2 separate regions of the Homo sapiens genome follow, and region 2 is linked to region 1. A link is an interaction called in ENCODE POLR2A ChIA-PET data of the cell type or tissue named here. Cell type or tissue: OCI-LY7. All regions are shown on one strand. Links, peaks and the distances in the headings refer to the core of each region. The heading gives the core; the rest is flanking DNA. Region 1 overlaps DTNB (dystrobrevin beta). Region 2 overlaps DTNB (dystrobrevin beta).

Evidence for each region. Peaks named below come from ENCODE experiments on the same cell type or tissue, not always from the same donor. Only the 100,000 strongest peaks of a DNase experiment are listed, where the experiment ranks them.
Region 2: POLR2A ChIA-PET joins it to region 1 with 14 read pairs; 2 of 35 experiments call an interaction of 5 or more read pairs at or near these places.

What each region holds. Positions count from the first base shown.
Region 1 is chr2:25,408,546-25,413,925 of GRCh38, reverse strand. The region is part of intron 16 of DTNB (dystrobrevin beta); the gene reads left to right. Among named protein-coding and RNA genes, the nearest start is that of DTNB-AS1, 9.9 kb to the left of the region's middle. RefSeq lists an enhancer at 3,397-3,516. In OCI-LY7, for the core only: CTCF peaks have their summits at 4,158 and 4,369 (motif pointing left); DNase peaks (open chromatin) are centred at 2,455, 3,355 and 4,365; H3K4me3 peaks cover 1,299 bases; H3K27ac peaks cover 3,536 bases.
Region 2 is chr2:25,588,068-25,593,447 of GRCh38, reverse strand. All of the region lies in intron 6 of DTNB (dystrobrevin beta), which reads left to right. Among named protein-coding and RNA genes, the nearest start is that of DTNB, 83 kb to the left of the region's middle. In OCI-LY7, for the core only: no CTCF peak of the experiment used is centred there; no DNase peak of the experiment used is centred there.

The DNA.
Region 1 (5,380 bases), core at 318-5,317:
TGTGGAGAAATAGGAACACTTTTACACTGTTGGTGGGACTGTAAACTAGTTCAACCATTGTGGAAGACGGTGTGGCAATTCCTCAAGGATCTATAACTAGAAATACCATTTGACCCAGCCATCCCATTACTGGGTATATACCCAAAGGATTATAAATCATGCTGCTATAAAGACACATGCACACGTATGTGTGTTGTGGCAATATTCACAATAGCAAAGACTTGGAACCAACCCAAATGTCCAAAGACTTGGAACCAACAATGATAGACTGGATTAAGAAAATGTGGCACATATACACGATGGAATACTATGCAGCCATAAAAAAGGATGGGTTTGTGTCCTTTGTAGGGACATGGATGAAGCTGGAAACCGTCATTCTCAGCAAACTATCGCAAGAACAAAAAACCAAACACCGCATGTTCTCACTCATAGGTGGGAATTGAACAGTGAGAACACTTGGACACAGGAAGGGGAACATCACACACCGGGGCCTGTCGTGGGGTGGGGGGAGGGGGGAGGGATAGCATTAGGAGATACACCTAATGTAAATGACGAGTTAGTGGGTGCAGCACACCAACATGGCAGATGTATACATATGTAACAAACCTGCACGTTGTGCACATGTACCCTAGAACTTAAAGTATTAAAAAAAAAAGGTGTCTGATTTCCCAAGAAAGCAAATAATGAAAATAATTTTTTTAAAAAGGAATCTGAAAAAAATTTGTTACCAAAAAAATACAAACACCAAGCTGATTAGTATTATTATTAATTATTAATGTTGTTATTTCTAGCTAAAGAAAATATACTGATACATGGCATAAAAATCACCTTGTCTTTTAAAGATAATAATCTATAAAATGCAGGATATCTATAGTTATTTGCATCGTTTGAAAATATTTTAAATATTGCTCAGTAAAAGCCCAGTGCTTACAGTCAGAAATACGGTTGTAGGATTCATCAGCATGTTACAGAGGGACACTAGGGTCACCAGAGACTGATGAAGTCCCTACTGGCAATGGTGTTTATGACCATTGGTGCATTTGAGCTATGGGCCTCTCTGGCCTCAATCAAACAATATCCCAATCCTAGTCTGGAAACAGTTCAGATGTACAAGTTCATCTAGGAACATTTTAGGGTTCCATTTTTCCCAGTGACTCAGTGCACCATAAAATTTCACTGCTGGATCTCTAATACCACATTCACTGAGCTATCCAAGGAAAGGGGTTCTGTTTATTCATGAAGGATTTGTTTCCTCCAACATTTATCTGATCTCTCCTATTAGAAGTTAATTATCTAATAATGATCATCTGGCTTAAAGACTTAAAAAGACTTTATATATGTTTAATAGAACATTTTATATAATGATCATCAGGCTTAAAGACTGTAACTTTAGACAGTAAAAGTTATGTAAGGATAGGAAGCTCCTTCAGGGTGGCCTTGGCCCAGCTTAGGTAGTGGGGCAGTGGGCCAAAGGATAATATACCTGGCACTCTGAAAATAATGTGATTAGTGGAATCTTGGGGAATTGGCCAAGAGAACTTTGCCACACTTGGGACCTTTCCTTTTACTTCAGTGAGTTTGGCTATCACGTGGGATCTTGCCATCATGCCCTATCTGATTTCCAAGACCCAGACAAATACCCACCTACAGCTATACCAAAGAGAGCATGGTTTGGCCTGGCTCCAGGAAGCCCCCCTTTCTGATCACAGCTCTACCAAATATACCTCAAAGGAAGGGCACTTAATGTTTAGTTAGCAATGGTCGACCCACAAGGGCTCACATAAACCTCATGAATACTAACTTTGTAAGTTTAAGAGAAAGTACTTTCAGAAAAACAAACCTATGCAACAAGAAAAAGAAACCTCCTCTTTGGCCATTAAAGAGATTGTTGGTGAACCCCTTGATGTTAGCATGCCTCATGGGTCACGTTCCCTTCTTAGCCTTTGGATACAGTCTCACTGGGAAGCGATTCAGATTCACATGCTTCTGCAATCTTCTGGGCTCCGTGGCTCTTAATCTTCCGAAATAGAAGCCTGAGTCTACTTCCCAAAAGGCAAAGGATTGCCATTCATTTATTTATTTAGCGGTGTTTTACTATATATGTTCAAGACAGTGAGCCTGGCCTTTTGGAGGATAAAAAGAGAAATCGTACACAAATACCACCATCAAATAGTCTGAAAGTTATTTCATGGTTGACATGATACCCTAAATGCAGAAACACAAGCCGGGCCAGTGGTATCCCGGGCCTCAGGCACCACTGCGGCCCTCCTAAGTTGGCAAATGGTACAGATGTCTGTTGGTAAATGAGGATCGCTGTGCTATACGTAGGACTCTCCCACAAACCTTTATCCTGGGTCGCAGTCCCAGGATATGTGCATAGACTGTCTGCTACTGCTGGCTCCCTCCCACACATGGCCTTGCAAGAGTTGGCAGGGTGTATTCATCGGTCTTGGCACCTGTACTCACCGTAGGGACCTGGCAGTTTGTTGTTATTTTTTTTCCAAAAAGAGGAAATATCACTATAATACTAAAAATAGGTTTGGTTTTTCTTTTCTTTTTTTTTTTTGAAACGGAGTTTCACTCTTCTTGCCTAGTCTGGAGTACAATGGCATGATCTCAGCTCACTGCAACCTCTGCATCCCGGGTTCAAGTGACTCTCCTGCCTCAGCCTACCAAGTAGCTGGGATTACAGGCGCACGCCACCACGCCCAGCTAATCTTTGTATTTTTAGTAGAGATGGGGTTTTGCCATGTTGGCCAGGCTGGTCTCAAACTCCTGACCTCAGGTGATCTGCCTGCCTCGACCTCCCAAAGTGCTGGGGTTACAGCCATGAGCCACCGCGCCCAGCTATGGTTTTTCTTTATGGTTAAGTATAAGTCTATTTGAGCCCAAAGCTTGAGGATGGCCCCCCAGGAGCAAAGATTCAAATTGCCCTGAATATACATTCTGATTAGCAGCAGTTACAGTGGGTTTAAAAAAAAAAAAAAAAAAGAAAAGGCAGTTCCTAAGTTGTTTACCAAGAACTTACATTAAAGTAACATAAGCAGGGCATGTGTTCTCAGGATCTCCTGAGGGTTGTGTCACAGGCCAGATACGTTTTAAAAAAATAATAACATAAGCTATTGATTATCTATACATTGTTCTTTTTATCGCACATTCCAGGAACATGAAGCTAATGAGTGAAGCAGCTAGTCAGTAACAAAATGCCTTTAAACCATTGCCCCCCCGCCTCGTCATGGCAGGGTGGCGTGACTGAAGCCCCATACCTGTGTCTCTGGGGACCTGATAAAGTTTGAATACCTCATATAATTCAGACTTCCCCGAGTTATTTTTGTTCTCATTTCCCCTCTTTTCATCAAGATCCTTCTGGGAAAGCATCATAGATGAACAAAAATGGTTTTGGTTTCTTTTATGTTCAGGAACTTACTCTTGCATACCCAGAAGGTTCATTTCCAGATGGTCCTGTCTTGCGTGGTGGGGATGGGGGATGGGTGTTTGTATTTCACTCCCCCAAAACTCCCTGAGCACCTAACAAGAGTCCGAGGATACAAGAGAAAAGTAGCTTTGGGGTGTGTGCCACACCCCCCAATATTTTTCATCACTCATCAATGTCAGGCTGAGAGATTTCCTTACCTACTTCCTAAATTTCCCTCCTGTACTATATTTCTGTCTTTTCCTCTCCTGACCAGAATGCACACAGCATATGAAAACCATCCTTCAGGGCCTCCAAAAACATTATCTCCTCAGCCAACTGGAGAAATTCTTCCACTGGAAGAATATTGAATTCCTAGGACACACTGCCTCCCCCAGAATACTACAGACTGAATCTCAGCAAAGCATTAACAGAAAAGGATGAAGAAAAAATGATTTGTAGGCTTGGAGCCTAAGAATCTAGGGAAATGATGGGTGTCATTTACTGAACAAGTGAAAATAGAGACATGATCTGGGTTAGGAGGGGACTTTGATCTGATTTTGGACATGCTATTATGTCCCATAGCCAGGCAGTCAAGCAAAAAGACCTGCTAGGTATTTGGACATGCGCAACTGAAATTTCAATGGGAAAACAGGGCTAGCAATGTAGACTTGGAACCCTTCAACACAAAATGAGGATTGAAACCATAAACGTGAGCCTTAGGGAAAACCCACAGTAGACAAAAAGAAGAAAAAGGAGGCAGGAGAAGGACCGTCGGTTCTCTTGGAAGCCCAGATAGTTGCAAGAAGGAGGAAGTTAGTGAGACAATAAGACAAGGAAGCCCATGAATTTGACAATAAGGAAGTTATCAGCAACTTAGGAAAGAAAATGTTCAATAGAGTAGTAAAGTGTACCCAACTCTGAAAAGTGGGCTTTGTCCTGTCCAACCTCCTCAGCACCACCTCCTGTCAAATAATGTCACTCCACTGAACAAAGATGTAAATCTTAAATCTGTGAATTACACATGAATGGACTGCCCTTCTCACTAATCGAGTCTTGCCAGCTAAATCCCATTTCTTTTTCATCTAAACAAGCACGTAACCTTTACAAACCTCATTTTCCTCATCAGTAAACTTCCAGCTCCACAGTTTTTGGATCCTTTCATCATTGTACCAGTTGGTACTCTGGAGAAAGGCTATAAACCTAGAAGGGTCTATAGAGATCTATTTGGGTCCTGGCCTATAGAGGAATGAATGAGTGAATGAATGAATGAATGAATGAATGAAATCCAGTTGGGTTTATTTCACTGATTTCTCCTTTCCTGACTTTGAAATCCTGTGGCCCTTACTTCATTGTCTGGGTTTTCTTTCAATAACTTCTTCCCCAGGGTTTATTCATGCCAGCCTCCCACCTGCCACTTTTCCAGACAGAAGAAAATATCCTAAGAAAACATCAGCTGCATCCCTGATGCCCTTCTCCTGTGGCTCACCTGCGTGATTCTTGGCCATGTCTCCAGCAGGACAGGTTTCCCTGGCATTCTTCCTCTCTGTTGTGCCTCACCTCAGCATCTTCTTTCAGCATGGGATTGTTTCCATAACTTCACTCTGAGAGCATCTGGAGGCATTTCGTCAAATCATGAAGCTGTACCAGTCTCTAGGGTAACAGGTTTTATAGCTGACCCTCAGGTTGGTTCTGATGTTCCATAGTAACGATAGTGCTAAGGTTTGGAGCGTCCTTCATGGAAAAGAACATCTGCTTAGTTTCAGCTAAAAGATGCATGTTATAACAAGTTCCATAGACTCTTACACTCTTCTCCATTTACTCCTAATCATACTTTGGCAGTATGCATTTGGAGCTGCAATATAGATGCCCTGATGTTTAAAAAAAGAAAAGTAGAAGGCTATTTTATAAAATTATAGGCAATGAAGTTAACTGCAGCTAAAGTGGTGCTTTTTTTTTTTTTTTTTT
Region 2 (5,380 bases), core at 56-5,055, 180 kb before region 1:
ACAGCTTGGACAAAGTTTCATGCTGCAAGAGTTAAATTCAATGAGTTTTGCGTTTCTTTTTGAAAATGGGCTTTTCTCATGGTTTGTTTTGCTTCAGTATGTGTTTCCTTAATGAGAATCAGCTCTTACGTCATCAGATAGAAAACAATGTTGATGCAAATTAGAAATTGCATTGTTTTTTCATATGCACTTTCCCCCAGCATTTTGATGTTCTGGGCTGAACAAAAAAGCGATCACAATTAAAGAGAAAGTATGACTATTTTAAGAAAGAAGCTGAAAATCCTGCAGTACCTTCCTTTAGGGAGAGAAGTGACTGGTTTCAAGGACCCATGAGCTGCTTCACTTTCTGCAGTGCTGTGATGATGAAGCTGCAGCTGAGTGAAGAGGCTGTGAAGACGTTTTGCCTCCTGTGCTCACATGATCGATGGACAGAATTAAGCTTTCCCCTGGATCCGATATCTAGTTTTGATGAAACCGATCTATTTTGGAAGTTGTATGCTCGTCTCATGAAGAAGGAAATCAGTGGCTCAGGATTGAAGGCTGAAAGACACCATCCGACAGTGATACCAGTGCATGCACCTGGAGGGATTTAGTTTGGCTGATTATTTCGTTTGTCCTCTATTTACAAAGCCATGTAGATTCTTAGTGGTTGTTCCAACTCTGTTTTCCTCATATACCTTATGATTTTTAAGTCCACAGTGTTGTACTCTGCGCACCTTTCCATTATAGCATTTTGATGTAAAGAAATTTCAGCTTCTTTCTTAATGTAACACATTACAGCAGAAATGCTTTTTTTTAATGATATGAAGAGAATTACACATTGGTTTATTTTAATATAGTTTTAATTCTTTTTTAAAACACATTTTTTTTTTTGCCTGGGAAACTAACCCAAAATAAGGTCTGTGGATTATGTAGTTTAGTTGTTTTTAAAACACAAGAGAAATTAGATGCGTTTATAAGTTAATTCAGCAGAACCCATCTATTAGGATAGCTAAAATTAAATACTGACTTCGAATACTGGTAAAGATATTTGGAGTATCCAGTACTCTTTACAAACTGCAAGAAGCCCTGGTGGTTTCTTAATAAAACTAATCTGACACCTCCTCATGACCTAGCAATTAAATTAAAACCTAATCCTAGGTTTTAAGACTTTTCAGGAGTGCTCTTATCAACTATATTCATACTAGCCCCAAACCAGAAGCATCCTGGATGTCCATTATTAAAAAAAATTGGGGAAAAGCTAATTTAAGAGATGGTATGTCTGGAGTTTGCCCCAAAATAATGAAGGCTGGAGGGAAAGCGAAAGCAAAAATGAAACCAAATTAGTCATATGTTAAGAACTGTTGAAGCTGGGTAGGCATATTTTTTTTTTTTTTTTTTTTTTTTTGAGATGGAGTCTCACTCTATCACCCAGGCTGGAGTACATTGGTGCAATCTTGGCTCACTGCAACCTCTGCCTCCCCGGTTCAAGCGATTCTCCTGCCTCAGCCTCCCAAGTAGCTGGGATTACAGGTGCCTGCCACCATGCCTGGCTAATTTTTGTATTTGTAGTAGAGATGGGGTTTCACCATGTTGGCCAGGCTGATCTCGACCTCCTGATCTCAGGTGATCCTCCTGCCTCAGCCACCCAAAGTGCTGGGATTACAGGTGTGAGCCAGTGCACCTGGCCGGGATGGGCATATTATACTATTCTCTCTACTTTGATATATTTTTAAGAATTTTAATAATAGAAAAATTGTCCTTGCAAATTTGTGATTGTGATTATTGTCTGAACATAGTAGAGTATTGTTATAGCACCCCAAGACTAATACTTTGGTGAGTAGCCCAGATATATTAACATTCTTCAGAGTTTACAAACTAACTGACTTTCGACGCTTAAAAGTTGTTTAAAATAAGTAGTAAATGTATTTAAATTTCTCCCCAAATTTTCCAAACTTTAGAGTTTTGGAAAATGCAATATTTCTCCTTAGAAAGGAGATGCTATTTGTTATTTATTAGGTCTTCATATTAATGGCATCTGTGTCCCATCTAGAACAGCCACTGCCACGATGCTGGCTGCACTGGGGGAGGCGTGGCTGGGGCTGCATGCTCCATAGAGCTGGTGGGAGCCAGGAACAGGCAGAAGCTCCACCCTATTCTCAGTTGACAGGGTGGGAGCTTCGCCTTCCCTGGGCGCAGCTGCAGCCGGTCAAGCCATGGCTGCAGACCAGGCATCTCTGCACTGTCAGGGGCCTGGGAAGGCTGCCCTTGCCCCTGCAGGCTTGGAGGTGTCTGCTCCCGCTGCCTGGCATCTCCCTGCTCCCGCTGCCTGGCGTCTCCCTGCTCCCAACACCTGCTCCAGTGTCAGAGCGAGGCTGAGGCCGAGCTCGGGCACTGTTGCAGCCTGGCCAGGTGTGCACACGCTCGGGGCAGCACTGACATGCCAGCCCCCTGCCACCTCAGCACCCCCGGACTTTGGGCACTGATGAGCATGGGAGGAAGGCCACGGGCCTGAGGGCAGCTTGGCACTGGCCTGCAGGTGCCCCTTGGCACGAACACCTGGGTGCCATGAACAGCAGTAGGAGGCAGACAGGCCCCTGGGTGGAAGGGCGTGGGTCCCCGGTGAAGCCCCACCTTCAAGACAGGGAGGGCCTGAAGCCTGGGGGTCGGGCTGCTAGTCCCATGGACTGGAGTGGGAACTTGTGGTGCTTTTTCCAAGCCTACCCATGGCCACCCATGAACCTGTCAGCATGCGCTTCCTCCCCTTTAAGACCCACAAAAGCCCTAAACTCAGCCAAACTCGAACAAATGATTACCAGCTGTGGAGAGGAGCTACCCACCCCAGAGTCTCCTGTCTGCTAAGAGCTGAAGAGATGATGGGACAACCAGCTGCAGAGAGGAGCTACCCTGCCAGGGTCTTCTCTCTGCTGAGAGCTGAAGAGACATCAGGACGATCAGCTGCAGAGAGAAGCTACCCACTCCAGAGTCTCCTCTATGCTGAGAGCTGAACACTTGTCAGGACACCCTGGCTGTGGAGAGGAGCTACCCATTGCGAGTCTCCTCCGAACTGTTCTATTGCTCAATAAAGTTCCTCTTTGCCTTGCTTACCCTCCACTTTTCCACATACCTCAGTCTTCCTGGGTACGGGACAGGAACTCGGGACCCAAAAAATGGCAAGTCTAAAAGAGCTATAACGTAAACAGGGCTGAAATATGCCCCTTGCTTGCCATGTTGTGGGCAACAAGAAGAAGAAAGAAGGAGAAAAGAGCTGTACCCCTCTGGGGAGCCCAGATGTAGGAGCTCCCCAGGCCGGGGCTGTAATACCCTCCTTGGGGCTCTGTGGTTCCTGGCATCTCCAAGCTTCTGGGTGCCACCGTGTTTGCTGGTGCCAGCTGTGGAAGCAGCTTGCAGTATGCCTGGTCCAGTGCAACCTCACAGAGAGCCAGGGCCCGTGCTGGTGCCTGGAGCTGCCTGCCCCACTGCAGCTGGCATGCCTGGCTGTGCATAGTGGCCGGACCCCACACTCCTTCACACTCGCTTCACTGCTCTGCACATGGCTCGCCCTTGGTAGGCATGGGATCCAGGCTGGTAGCGTGAGCCGAGTGCAGCCTGCCAGGCCGAGTGGGTGGAACGAGTCCAGTGGGCCCAAGCAAAACTCCGGCAAAGGTGCCACTGGCCACAAAGGAAAAGCATCACCCCAGGAATCCTGTAACAATATTGACTTTAGTTCGAAGAGTTCAACCCACCTTGCACGGAATTTTTAATTTGATGCCTATCTTTATGAAAAGGAAACCTGAGGCTGGGCATGGTGGCTCACGCCTGTAATCCCAGCAGGCCGAGGTGGGTGGATCACCTGAGGTCAGGAGTTCAAGACAGCCTGGCCGACGTGGTGAAACCTCGTCTCTACTAAAAATACAAAAATTAGCCAGGCGTGGTGGCGGGCGCCTGTAGTCCCAGCTACTCAGGAGGCTGAGATAGGAGAATTGCTTGAACCCAGGAGGCAGAGGTTGCAGTGAGCCGAGATGGCACCACAGCACTCCAGCCTGGGCGACAGAGTGAGACTCCATCTCAAAAAAAAAAAAAAAAAAAAAAAAAAAAAAAGAAAAGAAAAAGAAACCTGAATAAGCAAAGAATGGAGAGAAAGGGAGAAGTGAGCAGATAGGAAAGTAGACACACTCTTACAATCAGTGTATGCAGGAGATACTGTTGATAACACTTTATTGGGCACCATGCCACATTTCCCTTGATTCACGGAGGCAGTGGCAATTGTATAAAAATGGGATTATACTATTGCTGGTTAATTTTAAGAATAACAACAATATTTCATGCCTGGAGGTGTCCTCCGATTGCATTTGACAAAATATTCTCTCCAGCTATGTAGCGAAATGATTTTTCTCCTCACTTTGAAGTGAGATGTCTTTTGGATGTTCTGACTTTGTTTTCCTGGACATTGAATAGAGTTTGGCAAGCATTGCCTGGCAGGTGTATCTATATTTGTTATTTCATAGGTATTCTAATTAAGGAGATTTTATAATCTCCGTTAGCAACCCTTTGCTACTGTGTACTTTGGTGTGGATTAGTAGTGTTTCATTGATTTGAAGACACTTTTTCATATCTTAATATTTCTGATGTTGAGATATATAGCCAATGATACCTCACAATTGCAGTTGGTTAGGCAGTGGTTATGATGGGCTGTCATTTCCTGCACATGTGTGAACTTGATCATAGCTGATCATTTGTTGTCACTTCAACTGAGTTGTATCCACTTTTGGCACTACATGTGTTGTCATTTAAAATGTCCTCAGAGGCCAGGCACAGTGGCTCACGCCTGTACTCCCAGCACTTTGGGAGGCCGAAGCAGGTGGATTATGGAGTCAAGAGATCGAGACTATCCTGGCCAACATGGTGAAACCCCGTCACTACTAAAAATACAAAAATTAGCTGCGCGTGGTGCGTGCGCCTGTAGTCCCAGCTACTTGGGAGGCTGAGGCCAGAGAATCGCTTGAACCTGGGAGTCAGAGGTTGCAGTGAGCCGAGATCATGCCACTGCACTCCAGCCTGGCAATAGAGGGAGACTCCGTCTCAAAAAAAAAAAAAAAGTTCTCGGAAGAGAGTATACTGTGATTTGGCATTAAAGACAATGTTGTTATAAATGCAGAAAGGTGTGGACAGAATAGAGGGGAATACACTGGATGTTAGTAAAACAAATATTCAGCATTGGAGGAATTCCATATTATTTTGCAAAGCAACAACCAGGTGCTTTTTAGAGCCTTTTTTTTTTTAAGGAGGCTTTATAGAGCCTTTTTAAAAAAGAGGATATCCCCAAATAGATGAAGCTGTATTTTTTTATTACTGAGATATAACCAAAATAATTTATTGTCACACTAAAGCATTGCATCTG